2 separate regions of the Homo sapiens genome follow, and region 1 is linked to region 2. A link is an interaction called in ENCODE POLR2A ChIA-PET data of the cell type or tissue named here. Cell type or tissue: MCF 10A. All regions are shown on one strand. Links, peaks and the distances in the headings refer to the core of each region. The heading gives the core; the rest is flanking DNA.

Region 1 (4,520 bases), core at 521-4,520, 110 kb after region 2:
ATGAATATTTCTCCCTTCACTTCTTGTATCATTTTTTGGACTTCCTTTGCATTGGGCTTCACATTTTTCTGGTCCCTCCCTGATTAGCTTAATAACTAATCTCTTGAATTCTTTTTCAGGTGAATCAGGGATTTCTTCTTGGTTTGGATCCATTACTGGTGAACTAGTGTGATTTTGGGGGGTATTGAAGATCCTTGTTTCGTCATATTACCAGGGCTGGTTTTCTGGTTCCTTCTCATTTGCATAGGCTCTGTCAGAGTGAAGGTCTAGGGCTGAAGGCTGTTCAGATTCTTTTGTCCTACAGGGTGTTCCCCTGATGTAGTATTCTTCCCCTTTTCCTATGGATGTGGCTTCCTGTGAGCCAAACTGCAGTGATTGTTGTCTCTCTTCTGGATCTAGCCACCCAGCGAATTTACCTGGCTCTGGGCTGGTACTCTGGATTGTCTGCACAGAGTACTGTCATGTGGAATGTCTATGGGTCTCTCAGCCATGGATATCAGTGCCTGTTCTGGTGGAGGTGGCAGAGGGTGCAGTGGACTCTGTGAGGGTCTTTAGCTTTGGTGGTTTAATGGTCTATTTTTGTGCTGGTTGGCCCCCTGCCAGGAGGTGACACTTTCCAAAAAGCAGCAGCTGTAGTAGTATGGAGAGGGACCAGTGTTGGGTGGAGCCCTAGAACTCCCAAGATTATATGCCCTTTGTCTTCCACCAGAGTGGATAGGGAAGGACCATCAGATAGGGGCAGGGCTAGGCATGTATGAGCTCAGACTCTCCTTGGGTGGGTCTTGCTGTTGCTGCTGTGAGGGGTAAAGGTGAGATTCCCAAGTTACTGGAGTTGTGCACTTAGGAAGATTATGGCTGCTTCTGCTGGGTCATGCAGGTTGTCAGGGAAGTGGGGGAAAGCTGGCAGTTACAGGCCTCACCCAGCTCCCACACAAACCAAATGGCCAGTCTCACTCCCTCTGTGTACCCCCCAGCAGCCCCAAGTCTGTTTCTAGGTGGAGGGCAAGATGGGTTTGAAAACTTGCCCCAGGCTATCCTCCTCCCCAGCTTCCCCCGGTGGCTGCATCTTTCCTAACAGTAGTACAGTATCAGAGCCCAGAAGCTGCCCTTGGTACTTGGGGGCTCCACTTTTCTCACATGTGTAGATTCAGGGAATCACCACTGCATCAAGGCACAGGACTGCCACTCACCACAAAGAGCTCCCTCGTGCTACCCTTTCAGGGTGCACCCCCTACCCTGCCCTCCCTCACCCCCTCCTGAACAAACCCCTGAAAACCACAAATTTCATTCCTACAATTTTGTTATTTCCAGAAAGTTATATAAATACATGAAATCACACAGTATATGGGTCTTTGAGGTTGGCTTCTTCCACTCAGCCTAATGCTCTTGAGCACCATCCAAGCTGTGGCCTATGTCAATAGCTCCTTCCTTCTTACTGCTAAGTAGCGTTCCGTGGTCTGGCTTTGCCGTCATTTGTTTAACCATCCACCTATTGAGAAACAGTTTGCCTGTTTCCAGTTCTTGGCCGTTCCAAATAAAGCTGCTGTGAAAACTTGTGTGCAGGCTTTTGTGTGGGGGTAATGCTCAGTTCTCCAGGGAAAATGCCCCCGTATGATTGCTGGGTGGTGTAGTAAGTGTACGCTTTATTAAGAAACTGACAAACTATTTTCCAGAGTGGCTGGAGAATAACTTCTGTGTTTTACATCCCCACTAGTGATTGATGAAACTTTATCAGTAAAGTTCATGTTTTATGTAGTTTACTGGTGAATTTAGATTTCTTATTTAAAGACAATATTAATTTTGAAACATAATCTCCAAGTGCAAAAAAGGTTTGAATGGGTGAATTTTAAGATGAGAACAGACATCCATTTATTTTCTCTCTCCTTCATGTAGCAAGTGTGTGTGCCTTGGGGGAGCCTGGGGTGGGTGCGGCTCACACCCGTGCCCTGCTCTGGAGCCAGCTGTCTGCGGGTGCTGGGGGCTGACCATGCCATTACCTGTATGATACGAGGTGACTCATCAGCTTTTTTATAAGCTGAATTTTATAAGCCGAAGGGTGGAAGCTGCAAGCTCACCCAGGGTGACTGTGAACAAGGAAATGCTTTATGACTATGACTCCAATAAATTATTTTAACTGTCAACCTTGTCACTAGTTGACTTATGAGATTTTTGACTAGTTTAAAACAAACAGCTAAGATTTCTAGAGGTTCAGAAAGTTAAAAGCGGAGACCATGCAAACTCTTTGTTTGATGTTAGATGTTTTCCTTTCAGCTGCTTAACTCACCAGCACATTAGTCAGAGATAAATCCTCTGAGCCCTTAGAAGTTCATCCTGAGCTCTTCCAGTTCGGCAAGTTCATTGTATGTCTTACCCAAATGGCCAGTACCACCTTCATTCCAACCTGCTGCTGCTTCTACTCTGTTTATATGGAAGAGCCTGTCTGAAGCTCACTGAAGCCAGGGGCTTCCCGGGAGCCCCCTAGGGCCAACTCTCTGTGGACTGAAAGTGAATGGGTGGGGCTGGGAGAAGAAATTAGGGCTCCTCTTAGGCCTGACCTTAAGGCAGGCATCTTCCCCTTCCTTCCAACTGTGCCTTAGAAGTTGAGTTTTCCAGGAGGAGAAATCATCTCCCTTGCTTTCCTCTGCTCCCCTGTCAGTTCTCCATACTTCCAGGAGCAGCAAAGTTAACTCAATTTACCCCAGTTTATTTTATAATTTTCTTTTCATGCTTCAGCCTTTCTGTCTCTGTCCCTCCCTTCACTCCCCTCACTGCCATGTGGCGTCTTCCTGTCCTTGGTCTGGCTCCCACAGGGCAGCACCCTTCTCTTCTGTTCTCCTGCAGGACATGGGAGCCACCAACCTCTGTGCCCGTGGGACCATGGGGTCCCGTTGGAATAATGGCCAAGGATGTCCCCTGGAAAACAAGGACGGGAGAACATGAGGAAAGGGAAGGCCTTGGGCTGGGGAAGAGCAAGACCTCCCAGGAGAGAAGATGAAAAGGGCCATGGGACAGGAGTTGGATGTGAACCTCCCCACACTGCCTGTGGCCACCTTGGCCCCTTGGCCAGGCCCAGCCCCTACTCTGGGAGGGCACTGTGTATTCAGGTTCAGTAAAATAGAGTCAGTCAGGATGGGGCCTAAAGTCTGGCTCTGCTTCTTCATTGCTGTGAGACCCTGGGCAGGTTACTTCATCACTCTCAGCCGCAGTTTCATCAACAATGGAAAGAGTAACAATAAAGAGAAACAAGGATCCTATAAGACAGCTGTGGGGTTTGAATGTGGACTTCATAGGAAATGTCAGGACATGGTGAGTGAGTGCTCCATAATGCCAGCCCATACTACTTTAGCATTGGCGGTCATTGGACCTCTTACTAGAAAGCGCATTGTAAGACAAGTAACAATTGTAAGTCAACAAGTGTTTATTGAAACACTACTGCCACTCTAGCCCCATGCTCTGCTCTTAGGGGCATACAAAAATAAGACAGTCATTGAGGGGATAAGGTAAGGCATGAGCCTCTCTTAAAGGAGTGGTGCAACTAACACACTGAAGATGCAACGAGCACTCCAGGACAGGAGACAGGTGAAAAGCAGGGGCTGCACAGCCACAGCTGCCCAGAGGCCCTGGGAGCCAGGTGGTGTCAGGACAAGATGATTCAAGGAGGAGCTTGACATTCTTGGAGGGCTTGGATTGATGGGTGACGCATTTTCTTGTTCAGATTAGGACTGCCTAGGACCAGGAAGTTAACAAATATATAAAGTCAGGGTACATAAAGACTTAAGTCTCCCACTTAAATTCCAAGTATTCATTCAAGCTGAGCACCTACTCTCTCTCTGCCAAGCACTGGCGATACAAAATAAACAAGACAGACATGGCCCCTGCCTATGGAGCCTGATGCGTAATGAGGGCGGTGGAGAACAGCCAAGGAAATCTGTAAAGGCGCTGTGCCTGTCACGGTCCAGTAGGAAACAGAAACCATGATAGGTGCTTCACACAGAGGGGATTCAATACAAGGACTTGTTGACACAGTCGTTGGAAGGCTCGATGAACAGAAAGGGGTCACTGAACAATCCAGAGAATAATAAGTGCTCACAGTGCCTGCTGCCCAACCCCAGAATCAGGGACAGAGGGGCAGCGATGCTGATGCTCAAACCTATAGATGAAGCTGTCTCTGTCTTGCCAGTGCTCAGACCAGTGTGGGGGTGCTGGGAGACAGTGGTCACCCTAAAGAAAGGGCACTGGGACCCTCATCTCCAGCTGCTGCTGCTGATTCTGGAGAGACAATGGCAAGGCCTGGAAAAGGCAGCAGGAAGCCCCCACTTCTCTCCTAACATCCCAGCCTCCCTCCAAGTCCTCCCCTGCCAGAACCTAGCAAGGAATCAGCCACCGAGGGAGCCCACACCACACAGCAGAGAGATGCTGGGAACCACCTGGCCTGGCCCCGCATCCCTGGCCACTCCGGCCCCTGTCTGAACTTCCAGCCCTGGTCTTTCCCTGGCCGTCCAGCAGGACCATGAGCAGCC
Region 2 (5,112 bases), core at 458-4,457:
TCATCACACTGTGTCATAAATTTCTTTTCTACCTCTTCTACTTTGTGCTAAGCTAAGGGCAGACCTTGTGTTGTATTCACCTTTACATTCCCAATGCCTACTGCAGCGTTCAATAAATATTTGTTGAGTAAATGAACATTAAGTGTGGCAGATGTGAATTCACATTGGACCCAACACTGTCCTTATCATCTCCCTCCTAAGATACGTTTTGCCTCAAGTATGAAAGTCCATTTGCTGATCTCTGCAGAGAGGCTGAGTTCAGGCTCCACTTGCTGACCTTCCTTTCAGGACTTTATTCATTTTCTATTACTGTGTGTGATATTGTGAATATATGTGTGTGTGTGTGTGTGTGTGTGTGTGTGTATGGTCTTCATTCTTGTTTCCTGGCATACAGCTCCTAAAATCCTTGGAATCTCAAGTGATTGATAAGAATGACTTTTGTATGCTAATGAGATGACTGCAGGTCCCTAGGACAGGGACTGGCCACAGGAAATGCCAGGGCATGATTTGACTTTCAGCCCTACTCTCCAGCTTCCAGGGAGGAGAAAGGACCTGAAGGTTAATTTGATCACCAATGGCCAATGATGTAATCAGTTATGCCTATGTAATGAAGCTTCCGTAAAAACCAAAAGGATTGGGTTTGATTGAGCTTCTGGATAGCTAAACATGTGGAAGTTCCTGGAGGATGGTGGTCCTAAACAGGGTATGGAAGCTCCATGCCCTTTCCTATATGCCTTACACTATCCATCTATTCCACCTGGCTGTTTAACTGTATCCTTTGTAATATCCTTTATAATAAGTGGGTAAAAGTAAGTAAAGTGTTTATCTGAGTTCTCTGAGCAGTTCTAGAAAATTAATCAAACCTAAGGAGGGGGTTGTTGGAATTCCTGATTTATAGCCAGTTCTTCAGAGGTATAGGTGACAACCTGCTATTTGTGACTGGCATTGGAAGTAGGAAGAAGTCTTATGGGACTGAGCCCTCAACCTATGGAGGCTGATGCTACATCCAGGTAGGTAAGTGTCAAAATTAAATTGAATTAGAGGACACCCAGTTGTTGTCTGCTGCAGAATTCATTGGTGTATAGGAAAAAGGTCTCCCTCACCCCAACTCTGGTGTCAGAGTATTGAATGTATTGTTTAGTGAACAGAGGTGGTCTGTATTGAGAGTTAAGGTGGGAAAAACACTCTGTTTTGTCCCATATCTTACACCATGTAACAGATTACCACAAATGTAGTCACTTAAAACAATACACATTTATTATCTCACATTTTCCATGGATCGGGAATCCAAGCACAATTAAGCTGGGTCCTCTGTTATAATCTCACAAGACTGCAATCAATGTGTAAGGCTGTGTTTTCATCTGGAGGCTCAAATGGGGAAGAATCTGCTTCCAAGCTCATTCAGGTTGTGGGCAGAGTTCATTTCCTTGTGGTTTTGGGACTGAGGGTTCCAGATTTTTGCTGGCTGTTGGCTGGAGGCTTTTCCTAGAGGCCACTGCAGTTCTTTGTTCTGTGAGCTTCTCCAGCACGTCCACTTCATCAAGCCACAGGAGAGTCTTTAACTTGCTAAAAAATGTTATATACACAGTGACATGTTTTGGCTGTGTGCCCACCCAAATCTTGAATTGTAGCTCCCATAATTCCCACATGTCATGGGAGGGACCCAGTGGGAGGTAATTGAATCATGAGGGTGGGTCTTTCCCGTGCTGTTCTCGTGGTAGTGAATATGACCCATGAGATCTGATGGTTTTATAAAGGGAAGTTCCCCTGCACAGGCTCTCTTGCCTGCTGCCATGTAAGATGTGCCTTTGCTCCTCCTTTGTCTTCTGCCATGATTGTGAGGCCTCCCCAGCCATGTGGAACTGTGAGTCAATTAAACTTCTTTCCTTTATAAATTACTCAGTCTCATGTATGTCTTTATGAGCAGTGTGAGAACAGATTAATATACGTAGTAATCACAGGAGTGACATCCTCATCCCCTTTGCTTTATTATATTAGTTAGAAGCAAGTCACAGGTCACACCCACACTCAAGGGGAGTGGATTACACAAAGGCCTGAACACTAGGAGGTGGAAGTCATGGTGGGGGGGTGTCAAAATGACTTTCATCATTAGAAATGTGTTTGTTTGTTTCCTATCCCAACAATTTTGACCCCACGTTAGTTCTGGTACAGCATGACCCCCAGACCTGGGTTGTCCAATATGGTAGCCACTGGTCCCATATATGGCTAGTGTGACTGAAGAACTGAGTTTATAATTTTTAAAAAATTTTAATGAATTTAAATTTAAATTGGTACTCCATTCGGTTATTGGAAAAATGTTTGTGTTTTTAGAACAGCTTGGGTATATAAATCTACTTTTTCAACTGTACATTTTATGAAATCTAGACACTGATAGGTATCTCCATTGAAAATTCAGTGTTCAAATTGAGATGTGCCTTTCGCTGTAAAATACAGACCAGTTTTCAAAGACTTGGTATGAAAAAAATAAAGCATCTCCTTAATAATTTAAAAACGAGTTACATGTTGAAATGATAACATCCCCTATATGTTGGGATAAGTAAATATATTATTAAAAACAATTCCATGTTTTTGTTTTTATTTTTTAAAAAACAGGTTACCAGAAAATTTAAAGTTACGCCAGTCACTCCCATTCTATTGCTGAGAGAAAATACAGAGCGGTGAAGAGCTTACAGTCGGGTGAGCAAGATACGCCCCCAATGTTAGCTAATGATGTAAGGCATCAACAAGAAATGTGGGGGTTCAGGAAAGTGGAAGGTGGGGTCGTCCAAAGCCTGGGAAAGTCTTCAGTTGAAGGCGAGACAGATGGGACTATTAGTGAGTTTCGAGAGATCCAACGCCTCGCCGCCTTCGCTTCATTTTTGTCTCACGCCCCACCCTTGAACGCGCGGCGCCTTTTGACCCCGCCGCCGCGCCGTAGACCGCGCTGCACGCCGGCGGCAGCCATGGCGGATGTGTCAGAGAGGACACTGCAGTTGTCCGTGCTAGTAGCCTTCGCTTCTGGAGTACTCCTGGGCTGGCAGGCGAACCGACTGCGGAGGCGCTACTTGGACTGGAGGAAAAGGAGGCTGCAGGACAAGCTGGCGGCGACGCAGAAGAAGCTGGACCTGGCCTGAGACTCTGCGCCTTCCGCCCCATTCTGTCCCCCTCATGGCCACCTTGCCATGTCCGCGCCGGAGCCCCGGTCCGCCGGCGCCCAGAACCAGGCTTGCCACACAGTCCCCGCCTGCCATGGCCGGCTCTTCCTGGAGTGTTGGTGAGCAGTACACATAGTGACATTGCAAAGGGAGACTTTGGGGTCGGGCGGATATCTTAGGATCAACTCTGGCTAGGTCGCAGAAGACAGGACTTGTTCCCACAGACACCAGAAGGTGGAAGTTTTGTCTTCCCTGATAACTTGCTCTTCGGTATCTTGGTTTGGTTCACTGGGTGTTTAATGAGAATGTCTTACCAACGTGCTATGTCGTCGTTCATCCTGACAACATTAAACATCAGTATAGAAAATACTGGAAAGAACAAAAGAAAAAAAGAACCAGGGAGGTGATCTTGCCACCCCCAATTCTTTTCAGTAACATCCTTGTTAGCACATCTTCGCCTTGGCGATTGTAAACTCCAAACTGAATTCTTAGGTTGTTGGCAGCCTGGTAAAGTGGAAAGAGCAGTGGCCTGGAAGTCAGGAACCTTGCATCCAGTCTTAGCTCTTCAGAAGAGCTGTGCATGATCAATTTTCAGGACCTCAGTTTTCTTGTCGTAAACCAGATCTTATGGTTCATGGTTTAATACCACAGTACGGCTTGAAGTTTCAGATTGTGTATTTCTAATTTTTTTCTCTTTTCTGTTTCTAACAGCTTGTTGAAGATGCATATAGACTACCGGAAAGAAATGACTTCTTCTTGCACTTTATGAATCAATTTTATTTTTAAAATAAAAAAATTAAACATCTTTGACCCTTTTATTTTTTCATAAGGGGAAGTATCATGTTTTTCTTGCACCTTACTGCATCAAGAGATCTGCATTTTCAAAACTGACTTACTAGTGTTTTTGAGCAGATGTGTTATGTAACTCGTGCCCCTTCTTTGGTACAGGCACAAAGCAGACTTGGCCGTGGGACCATTATGGGTTCTTTTACCGAACTTTTTGGAAAGCAGGGGGCTGTGTAAACATAACTGAGGTAAGGGTGCTATATGTAAGACCTTTGAACTTCCAAGAGTAACAGTGTATTCCTTGGCCCTGCTCAGGCCTATAATCCCAGCACTTTAGGAGGTTGAGGTGGGAGGACCACTTGAGCCCAGGAGTTGGAGACCAGCCAGGGCAACATGGGGAGACCCAGTCTCTACAAATAACTTACAAATTAGCTGGCCGTGGTGGCACACACCTGTGAGTCCAGCTAATTTGTAAACCAGAGGCTGAGGCAGGAGGATCACCTGAGCCTAGGAGGTTAAGGTTGCAGTGAGCTGTGATCTCACCACTGCACTCCAGCCTGGATGACAGAGCGAGACCCTGTCTCAACCCAAAACGAAACAGTGTGTTCCAAGTACAGAGTATAAGTTTTTTCTTTTTTCTTTTTTATTTGAGACAGAATTTCACTCTTGTTGTCCAGGCTGGAGTGCAATGGCACAATCTCGGCTCACTGCAACCTCTGCCTCCTCGGTTCAGGCAATTCTACTGTCTCAGCCTCCCAAGTAGCTGGGACTACAGGCATGTGCCACTATGCCTGGCTAATTTTTGTATTTTTAGTAGAGATGGGGTTTCATCATGCTGGTCAGGCTGGTCTCGAACTCCTGACCTCAGGTGATCCACCGGCCTTGGCCTCTGAAAGTGCTGGGATTACAGGCATGAGCCACTGTGCATGGCCAGTGTATAAGTTTTTATTGGCAAAAATCTCTTTTACGTGTCATTATGGAATACACATGAAGGAGAAACCCTCCTGAACAGAGCTTAGTGATAAATCCTACCTATATCTAAAAATCAAGAGTGAGTGCCTGGTTCCTTTGATTTGCAAGGAGTGTTTCTAGAACACCACCCTTGCTCATTCCTACAAAGATTAATTCCGTGTCTCAACCTCATGTTAACATAGGAAAGTTGTTTCCACAT

The links. Peaks named below come from ENCODE experiments on the same cell type or tissue, not always from the same donor. Only the 100,000 strongest peaks of a DNase experiment are listed, where the experiment ranks them.
Region 1: POLR2A ChIA-PET joins it to region 2 with 5 read pairs; 3 of 35 experiments call an interaction of 5 or more read pairs at or near these places.

The regions. Positions count from the first base shown.
Region 1 is chr2:110,103,798-110,108,317 of GRCh38, reverse strand. All of the region lies in intron 1 of MALL (mal, T cell differentiation protein like), which reads left to right. Among named protein-coding and RNA genes, the nearest start is that of MALL, 9.8 kb to the left of the region's middle. RefSeq lists an enhancer at 1,641-2,840. In MCF 10A, for the core only: no CTCF peak of the experiment used is centred there; DNase peaks (open chromatin) are centred at 1,467 and 2,027.
Region 2 is chr2:110,210,377-110,215,488 of GRCh38, reverse strand. It overlaps MTLN (mitoregulin), which reads left to right and starts at 2,942. Exons shown (of 2, transcript NM_001384134.1): 1 at 2,942-3,274; 2 at 3,867-3,960. The coding sequence starts at 2,964. The coding sequence ends at 3,134. RefSeq lists enhancers at 2,640-2,689, 2,790-3,039. In MCF 10A, for the core only: no CTCF peak of the experiment used is centred there; a DNase peak (open chromatin) is centred at 2,928.